3 separate regions of the Homo sapiens genome follow, and all the other regions are linked to region 2. The links are chromatin contacts, found by Hi-C or POLR2A ChIA-PET in ENCODE. All regions are on one chromosome and are shown on one strand. Each heading gives the region's core, a stretch centred on a gene start or an enhancer-like site at or near the end of the contact. The rest is flanking DNA. Distances are from core to core; before and after follow the strand shown.

Region 1 (3,191 bases), core at 652-3,151, 620 kb before region 2:
GGTTCATGCCTGAGTGGGAGGAGGATTGGGGGTGCTCCTCCACCCACCTCAGCCAGCCAGGCCCAGCACTGAGTGAGGGGCCAAGTGGGAGGGGAGGCAGCCTGTGGCGGCGGGAGGGGGGCCCAGGGAAGTGGAGGGCAGGTGGGGGCTGCTGGCACTGGGACCTGCCAAGTAGAGAGCGAGGCCAGAAGGGGCTGGGAGGCCTTGAGGGCAGGGAGAGCAGGAACGGGAATGAAGAGGCAGGCTAGGAGCAGGCTCCAAATCTGAAACCTGGGAGGAACCTCCTTGAGTCACCCTACTCTTTGTACAGATCAGGAAATTGAGGCCCACCCAGTCAGGAAGAGAAATTCGTCTAAAACCACTCAGCCTGCCAGAGACCAAGCCAGAATCTGTGCCAGAGCGCACCCAGGCTGTTCCTGGAGAACCCAGGAACCAGCCCCACGGGGCCAATCAGCTGGCACTGGGCTGACCAGCAGGCACTGAATGAAACTTCTAGCCTCCGGGCCTCTCTGGGTGGCCAGCAGGGGGCGGTACTGCCCCAGGAGTGACAGCTCCCAGACTCCCAGCCACTGCCCTCAGGCCCATCCCAAGGTCCCAGGGCAGAACCAGGGCTGGGGACACAGAAGGCATAGGTGGGAGGCAGGGTTTCTGGGGTGGGAAGAACAGCACACAGAGCTGAGCATGGGACTCCCCGGCCCCATTCTGATGCCAGCTCCTTCTAACCTGAGCGAGGGAGGAAACAAGCCCTTCCTTTCTCCTTGCACCTCCACCAGTTGAGAGAACATTCTAGAAATGCACCCAGCTCCATCCAAAGTCTGCTCTCTCGAGAGGGGAAGGGGCTGGAGAAGAGACTGTCTCCCAGGCCACAGGTTTCCACAGAAAGTTGTCCTGCAAAGGAGGCTAGACCTAAGGAGAAACTTCTAGAGGCCTCTATACTGAGTATCCAACCTCAATTCCGGGAGTGTCCCTTTCCCAAAATAATGCTCTAGGAGAAGGTGGGGAAAGGGTGGCCAACTGCAGTGCTATGTGAAGACAGGGGCTAGATGTCCTTATTGCTGTTTCAGGACCCTCTTAGGTGCGACAAGAGAGAATTTTCTCCAGGATGGCTAAAGAAGAGCAGGGGCATGGGGGAGTGAGCAGGGCCGCAGGGGTCAAGAAGATGAGCCACTCTGGCCCCCAGGAGAGATGGCCAGGGTGCAGGGGGCTCCGTGTCACCCCCATCAGCCCTGGGACCCTTCCCAATGGCGAGGGCTTGTATTCCTAACCAAACTTCTGGATCTGGTCCCAGCGGGAACCCCTGCTATAATGAGTGCCCCCAAGGCCTCCCTTCAAAATCCCAGGAGTCCAGCTTCTCGGGGCAAAAGCCCCACAGCAGCTGGCAATACAAGATCTAGGAGGCAGGGGATCTTGAGGCCCCAGGTCAGAAAGGCCCCACGCACCTGCCTCTCCCAAGATTTAAAATACCAGGGGGCTAGGGGTTCCCATCCCCTGCTACTAGGCTTCGTGGTGGTCCTCAGCCCCAAGCCCACTGTGCCCTGTGCAGCATGGACAGATGGTCTCCAAGGGGCCCCTTTCAGCACCACTCCCCTTGGTTTCCCATCAATGCCACCATACACCAAAGTTCACACACTGTCTACTGGAAAGCCCCTGTCAGGGCCAGTTGTCCTACAATTAACTCTTCAGTTCTCCCAGGCTGATGGTTCCACCACACAGAGAGCAGACAGGGTGGGCAGGGGCTTGGGGAGTCACAGCAGGCACCCAGGGACAGAGGGGCAAGGAAAATGGAGATGGGGGCACATTCAGGGGGTGGGGACAGCATCCTGGCAGGTCCCGGGCCTGCACCACCTGGAGGAGCCGGTGACTCACGGGGCTGACAGAAGAACTGAAACCAGACAGGAGAGTGCAGGAAGGAGGAAGAAACACCCACCAGGTAACCTGTGTCCTCAGACATGTGCACTTCCAGGCCAGAGTTTCTATGAATCAGTGTCTCTAGACACAACCACCTTGATCCCTTCCGTTGCCTCATGCTGACGTCTGAGTCTGGCCCGTGGCCATCTAAACCCCCGCACTCTGGTTCAACCACCATCAGGCCCACATAGCAGCTGCTTCAGATCAAAAATCTCCTCTTCAGGGGCTTTTTCACCAAGCTGATGGTAAAGGCAGGACTCCTGGGTCCCGGTGTCCACTGCAGCCACTCTGGCTTCCCCTTAGCCCCTCTGCACCCCCTGCTCACCACCTGGCCAGTGTTTCTGCTCTTCCTTCTGCCTAGCATTCCCCTACCACCCCTGCTTTGCCTAGCAGGTACCTACTCATCCTTCAGGTTTCAACCCATGTCACCTCCTCCAGTGAGCTTTCTCTGACCTCTCACCTAAGTCAAATCCCCCATTACATGTGCTCCTGGCACCATGCACCCCTCTCTGAGCCCTTTGTAGAGTTTAGTTGTGTGGTTAGTGATGAGTGCCTGCCTCCTGTACTACAGCTGAAGCTCCAGGAGGGCAGGGACCAGGGCCTGGTCTAGTTCACCCTCCATTGTCTCTGCAGCATGTGGCAGAGTCAGTGCTAGGCACATAGAAGGCCCTCAGTAAACGTGCTGTGAATGAGTGGGTTCCCCAGCCAGCTGGATGTCCCACGGTTTCCCCCACCCCACCCCATCTGGCTCTAGCTCCTCTCTGTGACCCTTTTCATCTGCAGTCCTTGGAGCCTCCTAATGGTTGGGCTCTGTGGTGGGGACCAGGCAACCTGCCCCTGGGGCCTCAAGATCAAGGCAAGACACAAGACTCAATACCCCTCCAACAGGTTACAGGGGCAGCCTCAGTGGCACCAATTGCTCTGACCCGTGACTCAGAGGAAGCCAGTCCTCCAGAGCCCACATCCAGTCCACATCCTCCTTGATGATTTTGCATCCAGCTGCTGTTCCAATCTCAGGGCCTATGGCCCTCAGGGACTATCCAGCCTCCACCTAGAAATCAGACGACCAGAAATGGTTAGGACCCAGCCCAAGGTCACACAGCATAGCTGTCACAGAGCCGCACCAAGAATCCAGGGCGCCAACTCTAGCATAGGGTTCTCCCCATGCTATAATAAATGTAGCTATTTTTAGGAAGTGAATTAGCAAGTCAAATATGAAGTCTACTAATAATACCACATTTCTGCTTTTCAGAGTCTTCATCACCTTATTTGCTCCTGCAACA
Region 2 (3,228 bases), core at 256-2,755:
AGAATCACTTGAACCCAGGAGGCGGAGGTTGCAGTGAGCTGAGATCATGCTGCTGCACTCCAGCCTGGGCAACAGAGCGCGACTCTGTCTCAAGAAAAAAAAGAGAGAAAAAAATCCACGTGGTTATTACTTTTGATAGTCTAATTGTCCCAAATTTGGTTGGTGGTAGCCCTTTCAGACTGGTTCTTGTGTCCTTTTGACTTGCCTCCATTAGTTATTGAGTACTTTCTTCTTTATGATACCACAAGATGTTCCAGGCTAACCTTGTATTTCCTTTTCCTGGCTTGGGACCAGCCATATATATTTTTAAAATTCTGTGTTCATACTGATACCTCCGCTTTGAATCCAACACCACAAGGCTCTTTCTTACCTTTCCGCGGTCTGAATTGTATCTCCTACAGTGAGAAACCACCTTCCCCAAATAATCAGCACACTGATTCATTTGCCCTCTCCTGTAGTATACGGGCAAAGCTTTAGAGTCGTCACAGCAGTACCAGCAGTAAGAGTAAACTTGCTAAAATTCATGACTTGTTTGCAGTTTCTTTTTCTTTTTTTGAGACAGGGTCTTGCTCTGCCGCCCGGGCTGGAGTGCAGTGGCGCAATCACACTTCATTGCAGCCTCGACTTCCTGAGCTCAAGTGATCCTCCCACCTCAGCCTCATGAGAAGCTGGGACTACAGGCGCACATCACCATGTCCCGCTAATGTTTTTTTTTGTTTTGTTTTTGTTTTTTTGAGACGGAGTCTTGCTCTGTCGCCGGGCTGGAGGGCAGTGGCACGATCTCGGCTCACTGCAACCTCTGCCTCCCAGGTTCAATCAATTCTCCTGCTTCAACCTCCCGAGTAGCTGGAACTACAGGCACATGCCACCACGCCCAGGTAATTTTTGTATTTTTAGTAGAGAACAGGGTTTCACCATATTGGCCAGGATGGTCTTGATCTCTTGACCTGGTGATCTACCCGCCTCGGCTTCCCAAAGTGCTGGGATTACAGGCGTGAGCTACCATGCCTGGCCATGTTTGTATTTTTTGTAGAGACGGGGGTCTTGCTGTGTTACCCAGGCTGGTCTCGAACTCCTGGGCCCAAGCGATCCATCTGCCTTGGTGTCTCAAAGTGCTGGAATTCCAGTCATGAACCACTGCACCCGGCCTGTTTGCAGTTATTTTTGCCCTTGAGGTTTATCTTTCTAGGAGAACATAGGAGAACCCAGAATTACTGTGATCAAAAGTTACTTGGGCTCTTTTTTTTTTCTTGTCTGTGAGATTGTTATCAATTTAAAGTATAGTTAGCTTGATTTGTTTTTGTTTCAGTTTTAGAGTTTGCTTTTCTTTTTGGTTTAAGTTTTTGAAATATGGAAGTCATTTTATGTGTACAAGTATATTAAAAAAACTTATTAATAAGTATATAAAGAATGGAAGTCTCTCTACTCATCGTAGCCCTTCCGTTATGTAGGTGACTATTTCATTACTTTCTGGTTGATTCTTCCTGTGTTTCTTTTGCAAAAATAAGCAAATTCATATGTGCATTCTTACTTCCCCTTTCTTACATAAGGGGTAGCATATGATTTACACTTTTTGTGCTCTGCTTTTTTTTTTTTACTTAATATATCCTGGAAAGCATTCCACAGCAGTTTACTGAGCTCATCTTTATTCTTTTTTTTTTTTTTTTGAGACATGGTTTCACTCTGTCACCCAGGCTGGAGTGCAGCAGCGAAATCTTGGCTCACTGCAACCTCCGCCTCCTGGGTTCAAGCGATTCTCCCACCTCAGCCTCCTGAGTAGTTGGGATTACAGGCTTATGCCATCATGCCTGGCTAATTTTTGTATTTTTTTGGTAGAGATGGGGTTTCACCATGTTGGCCAGGCTGGTCTCAAACTCCTGACCTCAAGTGATCCTCCTGCCTTCGCCTCTGAAAGTGCTGGGATTACAGGTGTGAGTCACCATGGCTGGCATCTTTTTTACATCTGTGTAATACTCTATTGTATGATGCACCTCGTATATTCAAATAGTCACATTTAGGTTGCTTTAAGCATTTTGCTAATGCAAATAGTGTCATGTCGAATAACGTGTGTGTTTGTCATTTCTTATATCTGGGTAAATGACTAACAGGAGCAGGATTATTAGGTTAAAAGGAAAATATATTCTTATTATCTTCTCTTCCTTTTTTTTAATATGAAAAGTATAACATACAGACTGTTGTACATCTTGCTTTTTTTAACTACTCATCTTTTTGGAGACTTTTGCATATCAGTACCCAGAGAACTGCTTCCTCTTTTTAAAATTTTTAACAGCTGCAAAGCATTTTTAAAAATAGCTGCGGAACAGTCCATTGTATGACTACCATTGGTTTAATCAGTCCCCTATTGATGGTTTCTAATCCTTTGTTATTCAAAACAGTGCCGCAATTAATGCACCTGTGTATGGGTATCATTTCCTGATTGTCTCTATCATACCCTTCTCTTCTCTTTTTGTGGTAGATGTTACTGGGTTTTTGTATCTGTATTTGATCCCATATCACAAAAGAGTCCGAAGATTGTAATTGCCCGATCTTTTAATCAGGTCCAGAAGAATTTGACTGGAATGCTAGAAGTTTGTGTGTGTGTGTGTGTGTGTGTGTGTGTGTGTGTGTGTGTGCTTTTTTTCCTTTGAGACAGTCTTGCTCTGTTGCCCAGGCTGGAGTGCAGTGGTGCAATCATGGCTCACTGCAGCCTCTACCTCCTGGACTCAAGCAATCCTCCCACTTCAGCCTCCTGAGGAACTGGGACTACAGGCACGCACCATCGTGCCTGCCTAATTTTTTATTTTTTGTAGAGATGGAGTCTCACTGTGTTGGCCAGACTGGTCTTGAACTACTGGGCTCAAGTGATCCTCCTGCCTCGGACTCCCAAAATGCTGGGATTACAGGTGTGAGCCACTATGCCCAGCCTGAAGTTTTTATTTTAAAGCAAACTTCTCATGGAAGTCTAACACACAGGAGATTGCACAAGTTGTAACTGTATGCTTGGAGAATGTTCACAAAATCCATACCTTTGTGTATCCAGAACCCCGACCAAGAACAGATGCCGGGCCCCCAGTCGCTGCCCCATCAAGGGTAATACTATCTTGACTTCTAACACCATAGATTTAGTTTTTCCTGTTCCAAAACTTTAAGCAAATTTCTGCCCAGCTTTTAAATGTTGCATTGCCTTAGCACTTGGTTGTGGACCATTTTCTGCTGTTGACTATATAA
Region 3 (2,807 bases), core at 132-2,631, 610 kb before region 2:
TCTCAGGTGGGTCATAGGGCATCTCAGCAGGACCACCAGGAAGAGCATCAGGAGGGGAAGGAGCCAGAGAGCCCTCCAGGCCAGTGCACTGCTAACTCAACATCTCATCTTCCTATCTCGTCCCTTCTGCTCACCTCCGGAGACTCCCCCTCCCCTCTCATGCTCTTCACTGGCAGGTTATGATGGCCCAGAGATCCCCACCAGAGTCCCAGATATCAGTGGGGATCCCAGCCTATTCCTCCAAGCTCCCAGTTGCCAGTGACAGGGAGGCAGAAACAGCCTGGAAATTAACTGTGGGTTCTCCCTGAGCCTGTGGATACATGGAAAGAGAGCTTCACCACCACCCCCTTCTCTGAATATACATACAGGATCTGAGGAGGGAGGATTCTGTGTGGATGCATGTGTGCACAGATGTGCATGTTTGTACGTGTGTATGGGTGAGCAGGTCATACGTGTGGTCCCATGTGCCCACCTGTTGTATATATGCATGCTTGTTTTGTGTAAGTGAGCATAAGAGGTCAAGCCAGAGAGAGAAATAGGAACAAGGAGAGACAGAGAGAGAGAGAATAGAAACAGAGACCAACAGGGAAACAGAATGAGACTGAGACAGAGAACAACAGAAGGCCAGACAGGTAGACAAGCCACAGTTCCATCTTCCCTGGTGCTGGCTGCCAAGGCAGACAACTCTCCTCTCACTTCATTGATGTTCTGCCTGTGTTTATACCCATGATTGGGGTGGAGTTCAGGAAAGGATGTATCAGGGCTAGGACGCCCCCACCTCCACACTCACAGGGCCAGTCAGGGCCCTCTGCAGGGGCTGCCATTTCCTCAAGCTGAGGAATGGGCTTGGATCCCTCGGATGCCTTCCAGGGTGCAGGGGCGCTCCCAGTGACTGGGCTCTTGTGGTGGCTGGGGAGGGGGAGCTCCTCTGACAGGCCCCATGCTGGGGGAAACGTCCTGAGACTGACCTATCACGGGCTGACATGCACACCAAGGAGGTCTCACATCTGCTGGGAAATGAGGGGCTGGTGGAGGTGAGAAAACCTCAAGTTCTAATGCCTTCCCAACACCTTCACCTCACCTGAGAAGCTTCTAGATTCCACCCACCCCTGTTTCCTTGGGGGAGGGTGTTGTGTGGAGGTGGGAAGAGGCAGGAGTCCAGGTTCTAGGCCAGGCTCTGAAGGGGCAGGTAGCTCAGAGCAAGAGGCTGGCCTTGCACCTGCTCTGCCTAATGGGACAGTAATGCCCACGATGGCATTCCGCCTCTGAGGGCTGTGGTGAGGCTGTGGAGAGATGTCAGGGACAAGAAAAGGCCTTGGAAACCAGCTGTGGGAAGAACAGCCCATGAGCTCAGCATTTCCCCTGGCTTCCCCGAAAGCCGGCCCCCAGGAGAGGAAGGTGACTGTGACTTCTGCCGCCACCACTTCCTGCAGCTGGGACCCTGCTCACTCAGAATGTGGAACCGTCATGGGCCAGCAGTGTCACCTGCACACTCACTCCTGCCACCAGGAAACCCTTCTGCAGGGCAGGTCCCCAAGCCCCGTATCTCAGGTTCTGACCAGGATGTGTCCTCAGCAGTGGTCGCCCGACATTGATGGGAGGGACGGGTCCCAGCTGGGCATCAGGATATGGAGGGTTTCATTCCAGCTCTGCCACCAAGGTACTGGTTGCCTCGAGGCATTCCCCTTGCTGGACCTCATTGAGGAGACTTCCTGTATTGCTAAGCAGGCAGGAACCCCAGAAGCTCAGAGCCGGAAGGCACCAGGGCTTCCCACAAGATGTGGAGGACCCAAAACAGGGAGACAGGCCCTGGCACCTAAGCGTTCCTTCTGGGCTCTACACAAGGTGTGGGTGGCACCAGAGCTACTGCAGGCTACTTGATCCAAGGGGCAGTCCTGCTCCACCGTGGGCTGGACGAAGACATCATCTACTCCAGGGCATCCACGCGTGGGGTGGGAGCCAACAGACCTGCGGTGCTGCCTTCCAGCTTGGGACTGGCCCCCGTACTCCATCCCGTGCACCCAGCCCTTCCGGCTCACCCCTTCCATGGCATGTTGTGCTCTCTCGCACCCCATGCTTTGCATGTGCTGGTTTCATTACCTGCAACACCTTCACCCCACTTGTGTCTGGCTAGCGTCCCCTCCAGAATGGAGAGTGGACAAAACATGGGGTCTGGAATTCCAGGGGTCAGGGCCCAGGCTGTTAGGAAAGGCAGAGTGTGAAGCAGACCCTCAGCAGGCCTCACAGCAGGGAGTGCTGAGCTCAGGGTTCTCAGGGGCCAGGATGGGACAGACGCCGAGGAGATGGGGGTCGGTAGCTGGGGCAGATTGTGCAGACAGTCTGGATTGTGGAGGAGCTGCCGGGCGCAGGGCCCCACTTGGCGCGGGCGGCTGTGGGGGAGGCTGAAACTGCAGACTATTTTTAGGCTCCTGCTGAATTGAGAGATGAGGATGCTCTGGGCTACAAGCCCTCATTCGCTGGGGAAAGACTAAGGGGGCCCCAGTTCCCCCGATCTGCCCCCAGAGCTCAAAGTCTCCAGAGCTTCCTCTTTTGTCTCTAGGGACCAAGGGCTGGGGTCAGGAAGTGGACTGGAAGTATCCCCAGCACCCTAGATAGGCAAACACCCACAAGAAGTGATTTCCATACCATTTGCACACTGCCCTGCTTCCTGATCAGAAGGAACGGAAACGTTCCCTTTCAGAAGACCCTCAGCGGAGCAGTGCATTCACCAGAGTCCACTTTCACCTGCCCCACTGGGTATCAGGAGAGTCCCAGGAGAGCGACACAAGCTCTAAAGTCAGAAAGCA

Evidence for each region. Hi-C counts contacts between places; a loop is a spot of excess contacts on that map. ChIA-PET counts read pairs that join two places held with the same protein, here RNA polymerase II (POLR2A). Pooled maps may share reads with other maps.
Region 1: a pooled map shows a loop between it and region 2 (5-fold over the local background). The contact joins two enhancer-like sites. A Hi-C loop is called at or near these places in 1 of 168 maps with a recorded cell type or tissue (CD8-positive, alpha-beta T cell) and 2 of 50 pooled maps. POLR2A ChIA-PET finds 5 or more read pairs at or near these places in 1 of 52 experiments (WTC11).
Region 3: a loop to region 2 is called in a map with no recorded cell type, with 7 times the contacts of the local background. The contact joins two enhancer-like sites. A Hi-C loop is called at or near these places in 1 of 37 single-sample maps with no recorded cell type and 4 of 50 pooled maps. POLR2A ChIA-PET finds 5 or more read pairs at or near these places in 1 of 52 experiments (WTC11).

Annotation. Positions count from the first base shown.
Region 1 is chr15:74,382,035-74,385,225 of GRCh38, forward strand. The region is part of intron 2 of LINC02255 (long intergenic non-protein coding RNA 2255); the gene reads left to right. Among named protein-coding and RNA genes, the nearest start is that of LINC02255, 4.5 kb to the left of the region's middle. RefSeq lists enhancers at 794-873, 884-963, 951-1,451, 1,695-1,994, 2,085-2,344 and 2 more. Within about 2 kb of position 1,902, at least 10 of the 41 ENCODE cell types and tissues checked have a DNase peak (open chromatin) inside an H3K27ac peak, as active enhancers do.
Region 2 is chr15:75,006,851-75,010,078 of GRCh38, forward strand. The region is part of intron 1 of SCAMP5 (secretory carrier membrane protein 5); the gene reads left to right. Among named protein-coding and RNA genes, the nearest start is that of SCAMP5, 13 kb to the left of the region's middle. Within about 2 kb of position 1,506, at least 3 of the 41 ENCODE cell types and tissues checked have a DNase peak (open chromatin) inside an H3K27ac peak, as active enhancers do.
Region 3 is chr15:74,401,715-74,404,521 of GRCh38, forward strand. No RefSeq gene overlaps it. Among named protein-coding and RNA genes, the nearest start is that of MIR6881, 8.3 kb to the right of the region's middle. RefSeq lists enhancers at 1-228, 958-1,007, 1,228-1,757, 1,373-2,338, 1,888-1,977 and 2 more and a silencer at 1,253-1,462. Within about 2 kb of position 1,382, at least 11 of the 41 ENCODE cell types and tissues checked have a DNase peak (open chromatin) inside an H3K27ac peak, as active enhancers do.